2 separate regions of the Homo sapiens genome follow, and region 2 is linked to region 1. The links are chromatin loops, found by intact Hi-C in ENCODE. Cell type or tissue: mammary epithelial cell. All regions are shown on one strand. Links, peaks and the distances in the headings refer to the core of each region. The heading gives the core; the rest is flanking DNA.

Evidence for each region. Peaks named below come from ENCODE experiments on the same cell type or tissue, not always from the same donor. Only the 100,000 strongest peaks of a DNase experiment are listed, where the experiment ranks them.
Region 2: a loop joins it to region 1, with 2.9 times the contacts of the local background. A loop is called at or near these places in 3 of 110 quality-filtered maps.

What each region holds. Positions count from the first base shown.
Region 1 is chr12:812,000-822,732 of GRCh38, reverse strand. It overlaps WNK1 (WNK lysine deficient protein kinase 1), which reads right to left. Exons shown (of 28, transcript NM_018979.4): 2 at 8,919-9,091. Among named protein-coding and RNA genes, the nearest start is that of WNK1, 65 kb to the right of the region's middle. In mammary epithelial cell, for the core only: CTCF peaks have their summits at 3,846, 6,121 and 8,346 (motif pointing right); a DNase peak (open chromatin) is centred at 5,082; H3K27ac peaks cover 551 bases.
Region 2 is chr12:896,699-907,431 of GRCh38, reverse strand. WNK1 (WNK lysine deficient protein kinase 1) reads right to left here. Exons shown (of 28, transcript NM_018979.4): 24 at 10,700-10,733; 25 at 9,751-9,953; 26 at 6,762-6,956. Among named protein-coding and RNA genes, the nearest start is that of RAD52, 48 kb to the left of the region's middle. RefSeq lists an enhancer at 1,669-1,768. In mammary epithelial cell, for the core only: no CTCF peak of the experiment used is centred there; no DNase peak of the experiment used is centred there.

The DNA.
Region 1 (10,733 bases), core at 3,826-8,825:
AACTATGCTAATGGGTACACAATGTATAAACATAAAATTTGAGACAATGAAAACATAAAATGGGAAGGAGGAGTGAGGCTGTATAGGATCAGAGATTTGTATGCTGTATTAAAGCTAAGTTGGTATCAATTCAGGGTAGACTGTTGGAGGTTTATGATGTTAATTGTGATCCTCAAGGTAACCACTGAAAAAATATCTAAATATATACACAAAAGGAAATGAGAAAGGAATGAAAATGGTATACTACAAAAGAAAAATAAATACATTTAAAAAGGTAGTAATGAAGGAGATAAGGAGCAAAAAACAGTACAAGACTGTCTCTAGGAATGTGATATATTACGGCTGCGGGCGGTGGCTTACGCCTGTAATCCCAGCACTTTGGGAGGCTGAGGTGGGCAGGACCACAAGGTCAGGAGTTTGAGACCAGCCTGACCAACGTGGTGAAACCCTGTCTCTACTAAAAATACAAAAATTAGCTGGGCGTGGTGGTGAGTACCTATAATCCCAGCTACTCAGGAGGCTGAGGCAGGAGAATCGCTTGAACCCGGGAGGCGGGGGTTGCAGTGAGCTGAGACTGTGCCACTGCACTCCAGTCTGGGCAACAGAGCGAGGCTCCGTCTCAAAAAAAAAAAAAAAAAAAAAAAAGGTATAAGACATACAGAAAACAAACAGCAAAATAGCAAATCATTCATTTTGACTAATTAAATGTAAATAAACTCTCCTACCAAAAACAGAGATGGGCAGAATGGATTTTTTAAAAAGAAAGAAAAAAAGCCAACTATATACTGTCTACAAGAGACTCATTATAGATCCAAGGACAGAAATAGGTTGAAATTCAAAGGATGAAAGAAAAATGATATTCTATGCTAATAGTAAATAAAAGAGGGTGAGGTAGCAAAACTAATATCAGGCAAAATAAGTAAAAATACTGATGCAAGAGATAAAGAAGAGCATGATGTATTGATAAAAGGGCCAATCCATAAAAAATAACAATTATATACATCAAACAATAAAGCCACCAAATAATGAAGCAAACATTCACAGAATTAAAGGGAGGAAATTAGTAGACACTACAGTAATAGTTGGAGACTTCAGTATTCCACTTTCAATAACGGATAAAACATCTAGACAAAAGATGAGTAAGAAAACAGAAGACTTGAACAATATTATAAACCACCAAAAGGTAACAGACATATTTAGAACACACTGCCCAACAACAAGTGAATATATATTCTCAACTGTACATGGAACATTCCTTCAAGAAATCTCCAAAGAAAAGTCTAGGACTGGATGGCTTCATTGATGAGTTCTACCAAACATTTACAGGAGAATTAACACAAATCCTACTCTTCCAAAAAGCAAAAGTGGAGGAAACACTTTCTAAATCATTCTGTGAGGCCAGTATTGCCCTGATACTGAAGATACCAAAAGAAAACTATAGACTAACACCGTTATTAATGTAGATGTAAAAACTCTCAACAAAATATTGGCAAGCCAAACCCAACTGCATAGTAAAAGGATTATACACTATTTATCTATGAAATGCAAGGGTGATTCAACATAAGAAAATTAATCAGTATAATATATCACACTAATAGAACGAAGTGGTTTCATGATTATCTAACTTGATGCAGAAGAGCATTTGACAAAATCTAACACCTTTCCAAAAAAAAAAAAAAAAAAAAAAAAACTCAAGAAACTAGGATAGGAATAGCAGAGAACTTCCTCAACATGATAAAGAACATTTATGAAAAACTCACAGCTAACATATACTCAATGGTGAAAGACCAAAAGCTTTCTCCTTAAAATCAGTAATATGACAAGGATAATCAATGCTAATCATAATTCAAGCTCTAGCCAAAACAGTTAGACAAGAAAAAGAAATAAAGGCATTCAAATCTGAAAGAACTATCTATTCACATATGACTTGATCCAATATATAAAAATCCCAAAGAATGGCTAGGTGTGGTGGCACACACCTGTAATCTCAGCACTTTGGGAGCCAGAGGCAAGGGAGATCACTTGAGGCCAGGAATTTGTGACTACCATAAGCAATATATTGAGACCCTATCTTTATGAAAAATTTAAAAATTAGCCAGGCATGGTGGTACACACCTGGAGTCCCAGCTACTCAGGAGGCTGAGGTGGGAGGATCCTTTAAGCCTAGAGTTCAAGTCTGTAGTGAGCTATGACTGCACCACTGCACTCCAGCCTCGGTGACAGAGTGAAACCCCATCTGTTTAAAAAAAAAAAAAAAAAAAAAAAACCCCAAAGAATGAACACACACACAGATGAGCTAATACAAGAATTCAGTAAAGTTACAAAAGTACAAGACTGACACACAAAAATCAGTTGTATTTATATATACCAGCAATTAACAATCTGAAAAGGAAATTAAGAAAACAATTTCATTTGCAATAGCATATAAAGGATCTAGGAATAAATTTAACCAAGGATGTGAAAGACTTGTATAATGAAACTACAAAACATTGCTGAAAGAAATTAAAAAAGACATAAATAAATGGACAGACACCCTGTGTTCACGGATTAGAAGACAATATAGTTAAAGATGGTGATACTATACAAAATGATCTACAGATTCAACACAATTTCTGTCAAAATTCCAACAGCCTTTTCTTGTAGAAATGGAAATCTAATCCTCAAATTCACATGGAATTTCAAGAAGACCCCAACTGTCAAAAACAATAGTGAAAAAGAAGAACAAAATTGGAGAAGTCACTTCTAATTTTCAAAATTTACAAAAATTACTATAGTAATCAGAGCAATGCGGTACTGGCATAAGAACAGACATGTAGGCCAATGAAATAGAATTGAGAGTCCAGAAATAAACCTATACATATGATTAAATAATTTTTGAGAAGAGTACCAAGACCATTCAATAGGTAAAAGTCTCTTCAACAAATGATGCTGGGATAACTGGACATCAACATGTAAAAGAATGAAATCAGACCCTACCTCACGGCATACACAAAAGTTAACTTAAAAATGGAACAATAACCTAAATAGAAAAGTTAAATTGATAGAACTCTTAGAAGAAAACTTAGGGATACATCTGTATGCCCTTGGTTATTTATGACAATGGACTCTTACATGACACCAAAAGCCCAACCATCAAAAGACAAAGCAGATACATTGGATTTTATCAAAATTTAAAACTTGGCACAGGCTTGAGCATCCAAATCAGAAAATCCAAGATCCAAAATGCTCCAATAGAAAATCTGAACTTGAGCACCAACATGACACACAACAAAAATGCTCATTTGAACATTTTGGAGTTCAGATTTGGGAGGCTTAACTGGTAAGTATAATTCAAAGTTCCAATATCTGAAAAAATTCAAAGCCCTTCTGGTCCCAAGCATTTCGGATAAGAGATACTATACTCAATCTGTACATCATAGAACATTATCAAGGAGCAAAAAAGGCAACCTATAGGAGAAAATATCTGCATATCATGGATCTGGACAAGGGTCTAATTTCTAAAATATATAAAGAACTCTAATAAATCAACAAAAAAACAAGCAATCCAATAAAAAATGAGCAAAGAACTTGAATAAACATTTCTCCAAAGATACACAAATAGCCAATAAGCATATGAAAAGATGTTCCACATTATTAATCATTAGGGAAATGCAAATGTAATCCATAATGAGGTATCATGTCACTCCCGGTAGGATGCCTCCTCAAAAAGTTAAACAAAGATTTCCACATGACTCAGCAATTCCATTCCTAGTATACAGCCAAAAGAAATGAAAACAGGTACTCAAAAAAATACTTCTGCACAAATATTCATAGCAGCAGTACTCATAATAGCCAAAAGGTGGATACAGCCCAAATGTTCATCAATGGATAAATAAACAAACTGTGATATTTCCATGCAATGGAATGTTATTCAGTCATAAAAGGGGATGAAGTACTGATGCGTGCAATCACGATGATCCTCGAAAACACCATGCTAAGTGAAAGACGCCAAACACAAGGATCCATAACATACTTTGAGTCTATTTATAGGACATATCCTGATTAGATAAATCCATAGAGATGGTAAAAAGTTGGTAGTTGTCAGGAGCTGAGGGTTGGGAGAAATGGGAAATTGTTCCACGGGCATAGAGTTTGTGACATGAAAAGCATTCTAGAAATTGCACAGAAATGTGTTTGTATTAACACTACTGAACTATACACTTAAAAATGGTTAAGATGGTAAATTTTGTTATGTTTTTTACAATAAAAAAATCCCATCCACGAATGGCTGGTCCCAGAGATCAGGCAGTCCAACCACTTGTTTTACATACACATGGGGAACTGAAGCCCAAATAAGGTTAGCTATTTGCCCAAAATCACAGTTGGTCAGAGGCAGCGGTGGGAGCAGTCACAACTTCTACTGCAAGTCTAATGCTCTTTCTACTTAATAAACCCTCCTGTTGGCATAAGCCTCTGAAGCTCAGAAACTGAAAATTTCTTTTTAATTGTAAAAAGAAAAAGAACTTAGATAATGTGCAATTAAAGAAAAAATACGCTGCCTGGCTGGAGGAAGGGAAATGCAGAGTAACTGCTTAATGGGCACAGAGTGTTCTGAGGTGATTAAAATGTTGAGTAACTTGATAGATGTGGTACTTACAAAACATTGTGAATGTACTAAGTGCCACTGAATTGTACTTTCTAAAATGTTAATTGTATGATATTTGAATTTCATGTCTATTTAAAAAAATACATCTAAATTTATCTCAACTTTTAATCCAAATTTTTTTTCTTTTTCTTTTTTTGAGATGGAGTCTCACTCTGTCACCCAGGCTAGAGTGCAGTGGCACAATCTCGGCTCACTGCAACCTCCACTTCCGGGGTCAAGCGATTCTCTTGCCTCAGCCTCCCGGGTAGCTGGGATTACAGGCGCCCGCCATCATGCCCAGCTAATTTTTCGTATTTTTAGTAGAGATGGGGTTTCACCATGTTGGACAGGCTGGTTTCGAACTGACCTCAGGTGATCCTGACCTCAGGTGATCCATCCGCCTCAGCCTCTCAAAGTGCTGGGATTACAGGTGTGAACTACCACGCCTGGCCTTAATCCAAATTTTCTGACTCATACATTCCCATCTTATTTTTCAGCTATGGGTGTTTTATCTGTTTCAATGTAAATATACATAGAGAACAAAGGTAGAAACTCGAAAGGTCCAAAAAGCACGCATTTTGGAATTAATTCCCATTCCTTCCCAATCTGCCTCTCCAAATGCTGCCAATGGTCCTAGTTATCCATTCTTCCAGAAATGAATATGAATGTTTTCAATCTACTTGCTTAGGAATCTGTATACATTCTCAATCAGAATTCTTAAATTCTGAAATTTTTCTTTTTCTCATTCTCTCTACTTTTTCATTTTTATTTTTGAGATGGAGTCTCGCTCTGTCACCCAGGCTGGAGTGCAGAGGCACGATCTCGGCTCATTGCAACCTCCACCTCCTGGGCTCAAGTGATTCTCTGCCTCAGCCTCCAGAGTAGCTAGGACTACAGGGAAACCCCTTTTAGATAATTAAATCTATCTGGGTCTTCTCACTACTATGTCATCCTCTTTAAATATTTTCTGTCTTTTTTGTGTGTTCTGTTGCTCATTTCTTCGTAGTTAATATTCCTGTCAATTCAATTCAGTCTGCTGTTTAACCGTTAGACCATTTATGTTTGAATTTTAATGTTCTTATTTCTAGAAGTTCTTCAGAAGCTTTTAAATTATGCCTGTCTTTTTTTTCTTTGGTGTCTTTTTCCTTCAATTCCTTCTTTTCTCTTTATACACTTCATATACACTTACAAATATCTTTACTGACATCATTATGTAAATAATTGTTTGTAATCACTTTCAGACTTGTCCATGATATCCTTAATTGTTGCAGTGCTATTTTCTGGTTGTGTCTATTCACCTTCATTGGTGTGATTTGTAATTTAATTGTGAGGTCATCTTCTTTGGAAACAGTTTTGCCTCTGGACACTGACCAAGGAACTGTGAAAATGTCCCCGGGAGTTTTCTTTCCGTTCCTGATCAATTATCATGTATGTTCTTCGGTTTGGGATTCCTGTACCAAGTAGATGGTACAAATTTATGTTATAGCGCCATCTACATATGAGATGGAAGAATACCAAACAGGCTGGGCACCGTGGCTCATGCTTGTAATCCCAGCAGTTTGGGAGGTCAAATCGGGATGAGGCCAAATCAGGATGAGCTCAGGAGTTTGAGAGCAGCCTGGGCAACAAAATAGACACTGTCTCTACTAAAAAAAAAAAAATTGTTTTTTTATTAGACAGGTATGGTGGTGAGCAACTATAGTCCCAGGTAGTGGGGAGGCTGAGGTGGAAGGATTCCCTGAGCCCAGGAGTTTGAGGCTGCAGTGAGCTATGATTGTGCTGCTGCACTCTGTCCTGGGCAACCGAGTGAGACCCTGTCTCCAAAAAAAGAAAAAGAAAAGATTAGTTTACAGAATAATTAAGAACACTGGTAGCATTTGATGTGAATTTCTATTTTTCATAGGTCTCCCCTCTTATCCACAGTCTTCTGCACACAGGTAAAATTCCTTGCAGCTTTCACTGGCTAGAGCACTGAGGTCTCTCTTTTCACGGATAGTTCAGTTTTTTGACACAGGCTAAGTTCTAGCTCCCCTCTCTACCTAGTTCTAAGGCTTTCTGTCCTTGCATGGACATTAAAACTAGCATCAACTCCTCAACCAATATGTGGTCTAAAATCCCAGAGTATAAGTTCCTGTTTTGGCTTTGAGTTATCTCTGCTTATTATCTGGAGGTTAACCTTTCTTTCCTTAAAGCTTAGACACGTATTGGAAAAAACTTTTATTATATTCCACATTTCAGTTTGTTGGTGTGGGACAGCCATTCCACAGGGGCTTATTACCCCACTATGTTACCCAAAGCTCCTCAATATAGTTTTTAAAACAAGTAAACCATTGTATTTTAGAGTAATCTTAGGCATGCCAGACAAACTGTTGACAACCAAGTAAGTATCCAAACCAGTGGAAAGAATCTCAAGATGTACACATAATTATTACCACATAATTCTCCTTAATTCATTCAAACACTTATTATTCAGTATTAGACACTTCCAGTAGAATGTGATATCTAGCACTTGTTCATAGTACTAGGTATATAGTGCTAGTTAGCACATTCTAATGGAAGAAAAGAGAGTATCAAGAAGCCTGACTAACTAGGATAAAGGTATTGCCATAAACAAGAGTGGAAGTTGGATAAAGAAATTAGAATTTGCAGGACAGAAATGATCTGTTCATGTTTCAACATGCTAACCGTAAGCATTTCAGAAAACATGCAAGTGACTATATCCAGGTGCTGTAACACTGTATTCCAATGATCTGGAATTAATCAGCTCAGCAGTATTAACTTTAACAATTAATAAAGAATATATGCCACAGTGATAATTTAAAAATATCCAATTTCACCAAATAAAAAATTTATACAAGGTAACTTACTACAGGTTCTTCTCTGAGTAAAAACAGATCCTCTAAGATACCAGGGGTCCCCAACCACTGAGCCACAGATCAATATCAGTCCATGGCCTTTTAGGAACCTGGCCACACAGCAGGAGGTGAGTGGCAGGCGAGCAAGCAAAGCTTCATCTGTATTTACAGCCGCTCCCTCACTGCTCGCATTACCACCTGAGCTCTGGCTCCTGTCAGCAGCATTAGATTTCTCACAGGGCCATGAACCCTACTGTGAACTGTGCATGCAAGGGATCTAGGTTGAGCGTTCGTTATGAGAATCTAATGCCTGATGATCTGCCCTGTCTCCCATCACCCCCAGATGGGACAGTTGAGTTGCAGGAAAACAAGCTCAGGGCTCCCACTGATTCTACATTATGGTGAGTTGTATAACTATTTCATTATATATTTTAATGTAATAATAATAGAAATAGAGTGCACAATAAATGTAATGTGCTTGAATCATTCCAAACTTCCCCAGCCCCACCCCCGCACCAGTTCATGGAAAAACTGTCTTCCATGAAACCAATCCCTGATGCCAAAAAGGTTGGGGACTGCTGCTCTAAGAAACCTGGGATTACAAAGGCATACTCCAACACTTACCAAAAGCTCTTTACAATAAGTAACGGGAAATTTCTGCATTAAACCTATTTCTGTGAAAGGAATGATAGATCTAGCTATTTGGGGATTAATTTCTGATGTTATGGGAAATGGAACTAAAAGTATTTTTTAAGTGATAACTGTCACAATATAATCTGCATCTGATATAAAAGTTGCAGGGATATAGCAAAGCACAATACAAATGAAAAAAATAGGTAGTTTCTCAATAAACCTTAATCTCATTTTAACCACTAGAGGGCTACCTTGACATTTGATTTCTGATTCCTTAGCCACTCTTTTTTTTTTTTTTTGGAGACAGAGTCTCACCTAGGCTGGAATGAAGTGAGGTGATCTCAGCTCACTGCAACCTCCGCCTCCTAGGTTCAAGCGATTCTCCTGCCTCAGCCTCCCAAGTAGCTGGGGTTACAGGTGCACGCCACCATGCCCGGCTAATTTTTGTACTTTTAGTAGAGACGGGGTTTCACCACGTTGGCCAGGCTGGTCTCGAACTCCTGACCTCAGGTGATCCAACCTCAGGTGATCCGCCTGCCCCGGCCTCCCAAAGTGCTGGGATTACAGGCATGAGCCACCACACTCGGCCATAACTTCTCATTTCAATACTTACCAAGAAATAATTATCAAATCACTTTATATACTAGAGGACTTTGTGGGCAAGGAAATATGCTAATACAGTAACAGTTGGAAGGACTGTTCCCTTCTTAGGCTGAACAACCAAAGTGAAACTGGTAGACCTGAAATTTAAAAAATCAAATTCTCTCATACTTCTTGGTCAGCTTTTGTAATACTGATGAACTTACGTTTTAAGTGTTCCAGACGTCATAAGTTCAGTCACCAAAACAATGCACTTCTTTCCTTTTACTGTGGATTCCCAGGAATCATAAAATCTAACAATATTGGGATGCTGAAGACCTTTTAACATTTCAGCTTCTTCTTTAAATCTCTGCCTCTCAGACTTTGTTAATTTTCGATCCTAAAATCAAAAACCAAAACAGAATGTGGTTTAAAATGATAAAACACCAAATCAGACAGTTAATCTTAGACACTTAAACATTACTAAATCATGATCGATGGTGTTTAAAAAATGCAAATGCTGAAGTTATAAATGATAGATTTGGATTATATACATTCATGCTTGAGATCATTTTAGTATCTTTACTGTTAATGTGTAACTCAGATATAGTCTCATTTTTGTAAGGTGCAGTTAACTTTCCATATCCAACATAAGTCATCAATTGCTAGACATGCAATTTAATGTCAGGAAATGAACATAGGCTTTGGAGGCAAAGACCTAAATATAAATTCCAGTTCTATCTTTGCCTTGATTAAAATCAATCTATCTTTAACCAAAACATTGTTTTTATTTTTGTTTGTTTGTTTAAAAGACAGGAAGTCACTCTGTGACCAAGGCTGGAATGCAGCGGTGCTATCATAGCTCACTGCAGCCTCAAATCCTGGGCTCAAGGGATCCTCCCACCTCAGCCTCCAGAGTAGCTAGGACTACAGGCATGTGCCACCTTGCCCGGCTAATTTTTTAATTTTTTGTAGAGATGAGGTCTTGCTATGATGCACTGGCTGGTCTTGAACTTCTGGTGATCCTCCTACTTTGGCATCCCAAAGCCTGGGATTACAGGTGTGAGCCACTGCATGAAGCCTAATTTTTTTTTTCTTTTAAGCAATAACTTAAATACTCAAGTATTTGTCTTCAAGTCAGGAAAATTCTCAGTATCTCTCTAAACACTGTCTCCTCTCATTCTCTTTTTTTCCCCTTCCAACTCTTCTTTTCTTTTTAAACAATTTTTAAATGTGTGTGAGTATGTGTATAACTTTAGTTTATCCTTAATATCCTTTAATTTCTCTCTCATTTTCCATTTCCTTCTGTATGCTACTTTCTGGGCAATGTTTTCTGATCTACCTTCCTGTTCATTAATTTTTCTCTTCAGTTATTACATCAATTATTAATTGAACTTTAAGGTTCTCACTCTGTCGCCAAAAGTACCCAATAAGGAATGTAATAAAAGGAAACCAAGTTACTACTCCTGTTTCTACTCTGCCCAATAGCATTAAAACCAATGGATACTATGTACATGCCTCTTACATAACACTTAATCACAGGCAACATTATATTGACTCTTATCCCCCATAGAATAAGCCCTCAGAGGCTTTTTGTCATGAAAAGGCAGTGACAAGATACCTTTTTGTGTTCTATCTTTAGCACCTGACAACCTAGCATAGTGACTTGTTCAACAGCCATTTGTTGAATGAATTCCATAAATGTCTTTTCCCCTCAATACCCCTTTAAAAGTGTGTGTGTGTGTCCTTAATAAGCAGTTAGCATTTCCCCAAGGATAAAAAATTCCTGTGACTTAAAAGAAAAATGAGAATTGAAATTGGGCCTCTGAGTCTCAGTTAAGTCCAACACAACCCATACAGAATGATCAACTTGCAAAGGTCCCAGCTTTTGATTTTTAAAAATGGTTTGTAAAAGCTTATTGTAAAAAAGCTGCCAACTACTTATTTATAGCAAAGCATAGAGGGAAAAAAACGGGGGACTTCTTTGCCATCAAAAATCCGTATTTAATTTTCCTTGAGAATACACTGAATGACAATCTAAA
Region 2 (10,733 bases), core at 1,953-6,952, 87 kb before region 1:
TGGGCACGGTTAAAGTAGGAGTAGGAAAAGATGCTTGGCTAAGGATAAGGAGAAGGTGGGTTTCCAAACCATTGGACACTGCCACATTCTTTAGCCTTTTTTTTTTTTTTTGAGATGGAGTCTCACTCTATTACTCAGGCTGGAGTGCAGTGGTACGATCCTACCTAACTGCAACCCCTGCCTCCTGGGTTCAAGCGATTCTCCTGTCTCAGCCTCCAGAGTAGCTGGGATTGTAGGTGTGCACCACCATGCCCAGTTAATTTTTGTATTTTAGTAGAGACAGGGTTTTGCCGTGTTGGCCAGGCTGGTCTCAAGAACTCCTGACCTCAGGTGATCCGCCCGCCTTGGCCTCCCAAAGTGCTGGGATTACAGACGTGAGCCACCACGCCCGGCTTTTTTTTTTTTTTAAAGGAAGGGTCTCTTCTTTTTCTGTCACCCAGGCTGGATACAGCGGCACAATCACGTCTCACTGCAGCCTCCAACTCCTCCTGCCTCAGCCTCCCAAGTAGCTTGGGACTAGACGTATGCACTTCCACACCCAGTTAATTTTTTACTTTTTTATATAGACAGAATCTCCATATGTTGCTTAGTCATGAACTGCTGGGCTCAGGCAATCCTGCCATGTCAGCCTCCCAAAGTGCTGGGATTACAGGTGTGAGCCACCATGCTCAGCCTAGCCATTCTTTAAATAGAGAGAGGTAATAAGAGAAGTAGCATGCTGTGTTCAGAAAAGTTTTTCACCTGGACCCATAAACATGAATTTGCAAACATAAACTTGGGAGGGGTTAACCTCTCCCAATTTCCCATGAGTAAAGAACAAGATTATTCATGAGGAAAGGACTGTATGGTGTGCCTGAATCTTTCAACTTCAGGAAGACATGGTTTTCCTGAAGATGACCTCAGTTTCAATTGGCTCAAGGATTCCCACCGCTTCTCCCCACTCTTCCCAGAACAGCAAGCACTCCCATGTAGAAGCGACAAGAAAATGCAGCTGAGGCAGGGTGCAAAGGGGAGGAGGAAGCTTTGCGGTTATGATGAAGGAACTCTATTTCTGCGGTTTGATGAGAGAGGAGGGAGTCTATGCCTGCCTGATTTCGGCTCTGCTGGAGGGCACACTGAAGATTATTCCAAGAGGCACGTTTTGGGGAAGAGGGAAAGAAGAGTCATGGTCTTGTCTGTTTTCCTTACCCCCCACTGTCTTACCAGATCTCACGTGTTACAGAATAAATAAAAGCTCCTAAAGTAAGTTGTGAACCACTAGTCCTTAAGGTACCCAAGTAATGCGGGGGTAAGTAAGTGCATGCGTTATCCTGCTTTCAAGGTCAAAGCAGCACCAGATCACAGCAGCACACCTAACGCAATCCTGCCACTTCAAAGCCTGTTACTGACCATCGCTGGTCTCAAGTCAAGCTTATATCCTACCACCTGGGGAATGGCACACACAAGCAGGTCTGTGCTGCAGTAACAGCTAATTCTGAGGTGAAGCTGCAGTGAGGAAGGTCACATGCTTCTTACCGCTATGGCAAGACACGGAACTACTGCAGTGTGAGTGTCAGCTCATTTCTTGGTGTCTGCTGGAGCCACAAGGGGATTGCTATTGCACATACAGTGTGAAGGGAAGAGTAAGCTCCCTACAGTACAGGAAACGCGAGGGGAGAAGCATGAGAGCACAGAAAACAGCCTTCCATGAACAGCCAATGTGAGAGAGTGGTGAAGTGGGAAGCACAGGCAATGAGGATGGGCAGTCATGACAGTGAGTGACTCAATCTAGAAAGCAAGCATATCACATGCATGGGGATTGTCATCCTGTTTGAACAATTATTGCTTGGTGAGCTTGATGTGAGAGACAATCAAAACAAAAAACAGAAATAATCACAGGGGAGCAGAGCTGTCAAAAGCTAAATACAAGAAGCTCAGGAGGCGTGACCATTGCTTATCCACAGAGCTCATGCTGGGAGACACACCTCTCTAGTCTGTCGCCCCTGATGCTGCGAGGCCCCTTTAGAACGAAATTTCACTTTTCATTTTACCCTACATTACCTAATACAGGATTCTCTATGAGGAAAGAGAAACCATGAGGAAGAGTCAACCATACAGCTAAACCTTCACGTTCTGGCTTCTGTATACAGGCCTCCCATTAAAGAATGAAACAAACCTATCATTTTCTGACCAGAAATTAACTCCTAAGAAAAGGAGACTTGACTATAAAAGATGTAGAAAGGCCTTTGAGAGAATATGCTAACTTCTTAACCTTTTTTAGTTCTTCTGAAAAGCCCTAATAAGTAGTATAGACTTACCCCCAAGATTCATTTTTAAATTTCCTCCTGCCATTATAATACATTTCCCCTATTCCCACATCACCAGATCCTACTAACAATAACCTATTATGAACCATAACTTACAGCCCAACATCCCAAGTACAGAATTTCCCTGTTGACCCTACCTACAACACTGTAAGTGGCCTTCTCATTAAAGTATGAGAAGCCACAGTCTAAGAAGACAAACTCTAGAAAGTGGTGTTTTTCTCCTCGTCAATCTAGCACACATCTCCCACTTCAGTGTGAACGTGGGAGGGCATGGACTTTTGTATGCTTTCGTCACTGCTGAGTTTCCAGTTGGGGTAATAACACTGCCCGGCACATATTTGCTGACCAAAGGATCGCTCTCCCATAGGAACTAGGCATCCCTGACCTCCCTATATATACCCATGGCCATTACCAATCCATGTCTGTCACAAGCTAGGCTCACATGGGGTTATCACTGAGGGCACCGACTAGGAGATGATTTCTCAATTAAGCATGTTAAATATTTATTAGAATAGGATACAGAGATAGATGGAAGTTAGGAATCAGGGAGCTATGAGACTGCAGAGTTGAAAGAACTCATGGTTAACAGGCTTTGCAATCAAGGACCAAAAATAACAGAAAAGATAATTACTACAGAGCTGGTTGCAAGGACAGACTTTTTTCACCATCTTCCCTGAAGCACAAAGAGAGAAGCAATGTGTTAAAGATAAAGAAACATCAGTGTAAAATATTTAGAATCTCCAAACAGCACACAAACGCCCAGCAAGAGAAAGCAGGAGGTGAGACAGATAGGTAGGACCTGGTAGCCCTTGAACAGATATAGTTCTACAGAATGTTTCGAACTGGCTGTTAGCCTTAACATGATTATCTGATGGGCTGTGTTACGTGGCTGACAGATGTGGAGTTTCTACACCCAATCTTTGTATCTAAAAGAGTAATGCCCTGCACTGAGGTTCTGGAATTGGCGAGGAACTCCAGTCTCTCAGGTCTCACTGCTTGAATTTCAAATACCCAAGCAGCGTTTCCACTGATCCTGTCCCACTTCCTGTTTCTCCAGCTGGGCTGTTAAAAAGCACTCAGTTAAATGCATTAGCAACCCCACCACAGTAGACTGATAGTATCACTGTTACAGCTTTAAGTTCATTTAAATTGGCTATTATATTTCCACATCCCACATATATATACTAACCCCTTCCCTTCCAGAATAGTTTTTAAAAGTACGTGGAAAACAAGCAACCTCTGAACATAAATATAGCAGTAAGCCAAGCCGTGCTTCCAAACCATTATCTATTTTGAGAGCATAGAATAATACATCTCAAGCTAGTAAGGTGCCCTACTCTTTCAAGTACCTGTTTCCTTTCCATATTTCAAGTATGTCTCTTGGGATTTGTTTACCAGGCTTACATGATGTATCCTGATGTGACTTCTAAGGATGTAGGGCCTTTCATTTTGCACCCAAAGGGAAGTGACAAGATTCAATATTTCTGACCACTTTCATTTGAACAACAGGGGTAATACCACCTACCTTTAAAAGTGGGATGAGAATTTATGGAATTTAATTAAAGTGGTATTTGTCACATTATATTTCAGAAACAGAAGCTTTGGTTCTCTTTCTTCCCTCTCAGACACTTCAGGCTGTAGACCATAGGCCTGACATGTCACATTCTACTTCAAAAACACCCCCCTTGCAACTTTCTAGGTGGACATGCAAATTAAATGCTTATTCAACTGTCAAAGTGCTAATATGCACAGTCCAGGAAAGTCTGACCAGAAAAATTATTGATCTGAGTCCTCAAAAAAAAAATCACACAAGCCTGGAAAACGATCGAATTGGGTAATGCCTTCCACCCGCTTCTTTGTTAAACAGCCTGGGACTAGTGCATGTGGGGAAAGTCAGTAAAGACTGCCTCTCAAGTACAGCTAACTCATTACTAATACAGGTACAAATAATAGGGGTGCTGGAAGGAGCCAATCCATTTCTAATGCAGGTAAAAATAACAGGGGTATGTGTGAGGGAAATGGCAGTTAAACGTGTCATATGCTTCGCTTTAAATCTAGTCACTACAGAGAACAAAGGGAGGTTGTAAATTCTTCCCACCGTGAAGAGGCCCAAGGGCCTCTGACCCATACTCAGAAACAGTGATGGCCTGAGCACATGCATGTAAAAAGCACTTCAATAATCACATCAGAAGTTTGAGGCCTTAACAGAGAAGATCTTTATTCAAATTATAACAAAGGTTTTTCTACTTGAACTATGTTTTTGTTTGTTTTAAACTGTTCTTCCACGAACAGTTATTGACTACCTGTTCTGTGCCAGGTAGGCACTGACTCATCAGAGAGAAACCATGAGTGCTTTTCAAGCGCTACCTGTTTCTCTGTACATGATCTTAGCTTGATTTGTACGATGGCCCTAGGACACTGGCATCATCTCCATTTCACATATGGGGAAGATGGGGTGACTTGCTATTGTGCCTTGTTTTTAAGTAGAAAGCTGCAAAATCCCAGAAATCATGTTAGAAGGAGAATTTTCACTTGCAGATGCTGGGCTTTGATCTTTATTAGACTAAGTGCTTTATCAGAATAACCAAACTAAAAACCGCTTTTGATTTTATGGGGTTAGAGGACAGTAGTGGTGGAATGATCCAATGAAGAGATCCTAGCATCTTTTCAACTGGTAGCTGCTTAGGCTTAATAGAGAAGAAAAATAAGATTTCAATCTACTCTGACAAAGAATGGAAAAAAATGGTACATAATTTTTACCTGCTGCCAGGATCTAAGAGCATCATTGGTCAAAATGCTTTCTTCATTTCGTTTCTTTTTTTTGAGATAGAGTCTCACTCTGTCGCTCAGGCTGGGGTGCAGTGGTGCAATCATGGCTCACTGCAGTCTCAACCTCCTGGTCTTAAGGTGGTAATCCTCCCGCCTCAGCCTCCTGGGCAGCTGGGACTATAGGTGCACACCACCATGCCAGGCTAACTTTTTTTTTTTTTTTAGAGATGGGGTATCACCATGTTGCCCAGGGTTGGTCTCGAGCTCCTGGCCTCAAGCAATCTTCCCGCCTCGGCCTCCCAAAGTGCTGGGATTACAGGTGTACGCCACCGTGTCTGGCTGATTTCTCTCATTTCTAATGCTAGGGCAGACAGACAGCACTGACTACGACTGTGGAGTTCAGTCTTCATTATTCTAAATGACCCAGCAATCTATTGCCTAGATACCATATCCACTCTCTGTCACAGATCCATGAAGAAGCACTTCTACCAGAAAGTTACATTGAAATTTGTAGATAACTTGTTATTTTGACATTTTTTATCATAATTAATGTGGGGGCCCAAACTTCTGAGGGTAACAGTAATTCAGCCAAGCCACTGAGTAGATGATATACAAAAAGAGACAAATGAAAATGGACTGCGTGAAACATCAGATCCAAGCAGCAGAAACACAAGGACAAGGAAGGAGTAAAGGTGTTACACACAAAGAGCCAAGCAGGGCGTACTCAGAAATCGGGTCCTCCTGCCACCAGGTTTGAATGTCACCTGTTCAGATGCACAGTTAAACTTCGCACAGCCTGTGAGAGGGGAAAAACAGGGTAGAACAGAGAGAGGAGAAGAGACAGAACACAACTACAAGATGTTAGAAACTTGAGGCTGGAGTGGTGAAATGCACTAAGATGGCACACAGAAGAACAAGCTTCTGGGGGGAAGGTCAGATATGTAAGAGATGAAATATTAGGTCTTAATTCTACCCATCTGCAAAATGCGGAAGCTTTTCTTAGTTCGAATAATGCTAGCTAGTTTGCCCTCCTTACCAATCAAGTGCATTCTTCCTGTGAAGAGACTGATCTCTAATTTCTGTGAAACTGTGGCAAAGGCACATAAGCCAGTACCTATATTTTTTTCATTCTTCTCACCCAGATGCCCAAGTCTTTTCAATTCTTGTTCTAATATGACTAAAAGCTCTTTCCTCTGTGGGAATTTTTTCAGCAATCACTAATAAACAGAGCTATATTTGGAAAGTAGATTATGGATAAAAAACTGAATTGTAAGGTTATTCATTTTAGTATGCCACTCCCATACTTAAAAGTAACAAAATTCTACAATGGCTAAGAAAATGTATTAGCTTCAGAAACTGCTAAAACACCTTAGAATTTCATCCAGGAAATCTCAGCCTAATATTAAAGCCTAAGTTCCAAATCCCAAATGAGCAAGTCATATAGGCCACACAGATGTAACTTTTCACTGTAATTCCTTGAAAAAAAGTAATTTCACCTAATGGGAGCAGTGAGCCCACCGATTCTCATTATCACTCCACTTCCCTTTTCACCCAGATTCTTCAGTGTACAACACACAGGCTGTGTTCTGGTCAGCTAGTCTCCCAACCCGCCTTAACAGGCTTTTGTCCCAGGTATGGCAACATCTCCATTTTATTGTTTTTGGACGATGATGGTTGCTTTATTACCTTGACCTGGAGCAGAAAGGCTTGGTACTGAAATGGCACCATCACTGGTGAAGGCTGAATAGAGGTTGTCACTGGAGGGAGATGGCTTAAGGGGCTGTAACAGCTGATTCTGCCCGGACTCTGGGATGTTGCCAGGAGGGTGGAGGGTCTGCTGGGGGTGCAAGACTGAAGCTGCACTCTGACCAGACAGGTTACCTGCCAAAAGATAAAGTGGCATGAGGAAACATGTCCAGCTCTTCCCATGCACTCATCAGGCACTGTTCTTATACATTTGGTTTGTTCCACTGAGTGATGAATGATGGGTCAAAAGCTACAAACTGATGAGAAGAACAAAGTCCTCACTAACGGGAGAAGTGAGGAATGACACTAAGACTCAATAGATAGGCTGGGTGTTGTGGCTCACGCCTATAATATCCCAGCACTTTGGGAGGCCAAGGTGGGCGGATCACCTGAGGTCAGGAGTTCGAGACCAGCCTGGCCAACATGATGAAACCCTGTCTCTACTAAAAATATAAAAATTAGCCAGGCGTGGTGGAGGGTGCCTATAATCCCAGCTACTCAGGAGGCTGAGGAAGGAGAATTGCTTGAACCCAGAGGCAGAGGCTGCAGTGAGCCGACATCATGCCACTGCACTCAAAAAAAAAAAAAAAAAAAGAAAAGAATCCATAGGTAATAGGGCCATATGTACTATTCCAGAGCTTTTTAGCTTTAGAAAACCTAGATGGGCCACATGTCTGAGCAGCGTAAGAAGACCAGAGTACCTAGTGGATACCCAGATTCCATTCTGCAATTCCATGATTGCTTTTTTTTTTACCCTATTAGAAAATGTGTTGAATCATTATACAAAAAGGTTTGCTAGGCAGTCTCTGCTTAGACTTTCCTATAAACGTGCATCAGAGCAAATACAAAAGAGGTGTTCAAAAATGATGGAGGTCACTACAGAGCAATGGGTGTTTAAAATTATTTTTGGTAGGTTGCTTTCAATAGGTCGGTTGTCCTAAAATTGACTCTCTGCTCCCCGGTTCCCAGTTGAATTCAAGTCCACTCAAAAAGTATGTCAAAATTAGGATTAGAATTTGATTAGGATCATAGCTGGGCATAGTGGCTCATGCCTGTAATCCGCACTTTGGGAGGCTGAGGCGGGCGGATCACCTGAGGCCAGAAGTTTCAGACCAGTCTGGCCAACATAGTGCAACTAAAAATACAAAAATACAAAAATTAGCCAGGTGTTCTTATACATTTGGTTTGGGATTACATGCTTGTAATCCCAGCTACTTGGGAGGCTGGGGCATGAGAATTGCTTGAACCTGGGAGTTGGAGGTTGAGCCACTGCCGACTCTGCCTCAAAAAAACAAAAACAAAAACAAAAAAGATCTGATTGGGATCAGATCAGAAATTAGCTGATTTCTCTTACAATCACATCTCTACTAATGGGCTGCATGAACTGGCCCTAATGTGCTACATTTGGATATCTGTGAACCTTTCCAGAGAATGGAACTGCTAAGAAGTTTGCAACTGCTTTTTAACATATTTTAACCTTCTTTTACTTTTCAACTAATTGTGTTAACACTACCATAATTTCACCAAAGGATTAGAAACTCTCTATCTATCCCAATTAAAATATAGTCCAGGGCCGGGCACGGTGGCTCACGCCTGTAATCCCAGCACTTTGGGAGGCCAAGGTGGGTGGATCACCTGAGCCAGGAGTTTGAGACCAGCCTGGCCAACATAGTGAAACCCCATCTCTACTAAAAATACAAAAATTAGCCAGGCATGGTGACATGTGCCTGTAATCCCAGCTACTATGCGGGGCTGAGGCAGGAGGATCACTTGAAACTGGGAGGCGGAGAATGCAGTGAGCCGAGATCGTGCCACTGCACTCCAGCCTGGGCAACAGAGCGGGATTCTGTCTCAAAAAAAAAATTCAAAGTTAGCAGGGCATGGTAGTGTGTGCCTGTAATCCCAGCTACCCAGGAAGCTAAGGTAGGAGGACCACCTGAGCCTAGGAGTTTGAGGCTGTTGTGTTGTGTGCTATGATCACACCACTGCACTCCAGTCTGGGCAACAGAGTGAGGCCCTGTCTCTTAAAATAAATAAATATATATATATACTACATTACAAAAGAGTATCACTTAACTATTTCTTTGATTTTAATGACTAGCAAGTTCTTCTTTTTTTTTTTTTTTTTGAGACAGAGTCTTGCTCTGTCACCGAGGCTGGAGTGCAGTGGTGCAATCTCAGCTCACTGCAAGCTCCGCCTCCCGGGCTCATGCCATTCTCCTGCCTCAGCCTCCTGAGTAGCTGGGACTATAGGCGCCTGCCACCATGCCCACCTAATTTTTTTATTTTTAGTAGAGACAGGGTTTCACCGTGTTAGTCAGGATGGTCTTGATCTCCTGACCTCGTGATCTGCCTGCCTCAGCCTCCCAAAGTTCTGGGATTACAGGCGTGAGCCACCGTGCCTAACCAATGACTAGCAAGTTCTTTAACCCAATATAAATGAAATAAAAACCTTAATCAAGAAGTTACCACTTAGACATACACACAAATATCTATATGACGATTACATTCATCTAAGTTGCAATTATGACTAAGTCATCCATTAAAACAAAGAATCTACCCAAGTTTTACTAAACAGAGAATAATGTATTTTCTTCCAACTGCCCAAGAGTTTGGTTAAATGTGAGTTATACGAGTTAACAGGCAAAGCTAAATGTCTATCCTTAAGAATAACTATAAATAAAGATTACCAGTAGATAGCAATATGGATTACAATGGAATAAGCCATTGTATTCACTAAGTCTACTTCTATAGACTCAAAAAGAGGTACAATAAATGTAAGTACAGCAGTCAAGGAAGCAAAAATATCAGGAGAGCCAAATTCCTTTGAAATTTAACAAAAACAACAAATGTTCAGCAGGTCACATACAGCTGGAGACAGAAACAAAAGATAGGACAGCTGTGGCTGACCTAGTCCAGGGCTTTTTACCTGAAAGCTGGGGGCTTTTATTCCCCAAGGAACTGCTTCGACTAGATTTGCTGCCTTTGCTTTTAGTGGGTCGTCGTCTTCTCCCTGAAAGGGGAGCAGCTGGGGGAATAATAACAGCAGGGGGCACCTTGCCCAGTTTGGTATACAAAGATTCAATTTCATGCTTCTGGCGACTCTGCAGGTCCTGAATCTCTTTGAGATGTCTGTGAAAGATAACCAAACATAATTCAAAATACCATAATCCTCTTCATTCAGACAAGAATTAACAGCATATTCCTAAACCTGCTTTCAAGTATGTAGTAGTTACTAATGAACCTTTTCCCCAAATGTACTACCACGAGATTCTAGTTTGTCAACTCACCTTGCTGGCCTGCATTACCCAAGCCATGTTCCAACAAGCTCCTAGCCAACAACAAATGGTTGATAATGTTTTAGGAGAAAAACATTTCCTGACTTTTGAGGCCACGCACACAATAGCTGAATTTGCTACTCTGACCCAATCTGCCAAACAAAACGTGCCAAATAATCATACATCCCAGTGCCAGATTCATTTAGTGGACTAATAAATAAAGAGCAGTTAATAGTGATACAATATGCTATTAATAAAAATAATAATACAATACAGTAACAATAATACAGTAATAATATAGTAACAATGAAGAAGTTCTAGAACTAGAAATGCTATGGGTCTGTATGAGTGCAAGAGAAGCTGCCTGTGCCTGTGAGTCAGTGGTTGGGAATCGTGTGTGTGTGTGTGTGTGTGTGTGTGTGTGTGTGTGTGTGTGTGTGTGTGTGGTGGGGAGGTATGGGGTGGGGCTTCTGTGGCACTGTCTCTTTAAAAGAAATGAGACATTAGCATATTGTGGCGAAAAATATTATTAATCTTGGCCCTGGGATCTAGGTCTGAAAACCTTATCTGACATTCTTTCACAAGAGAAAATATACTTACTTATCTCGTAGTCGTCGCAGCTCTAACTTTAAGT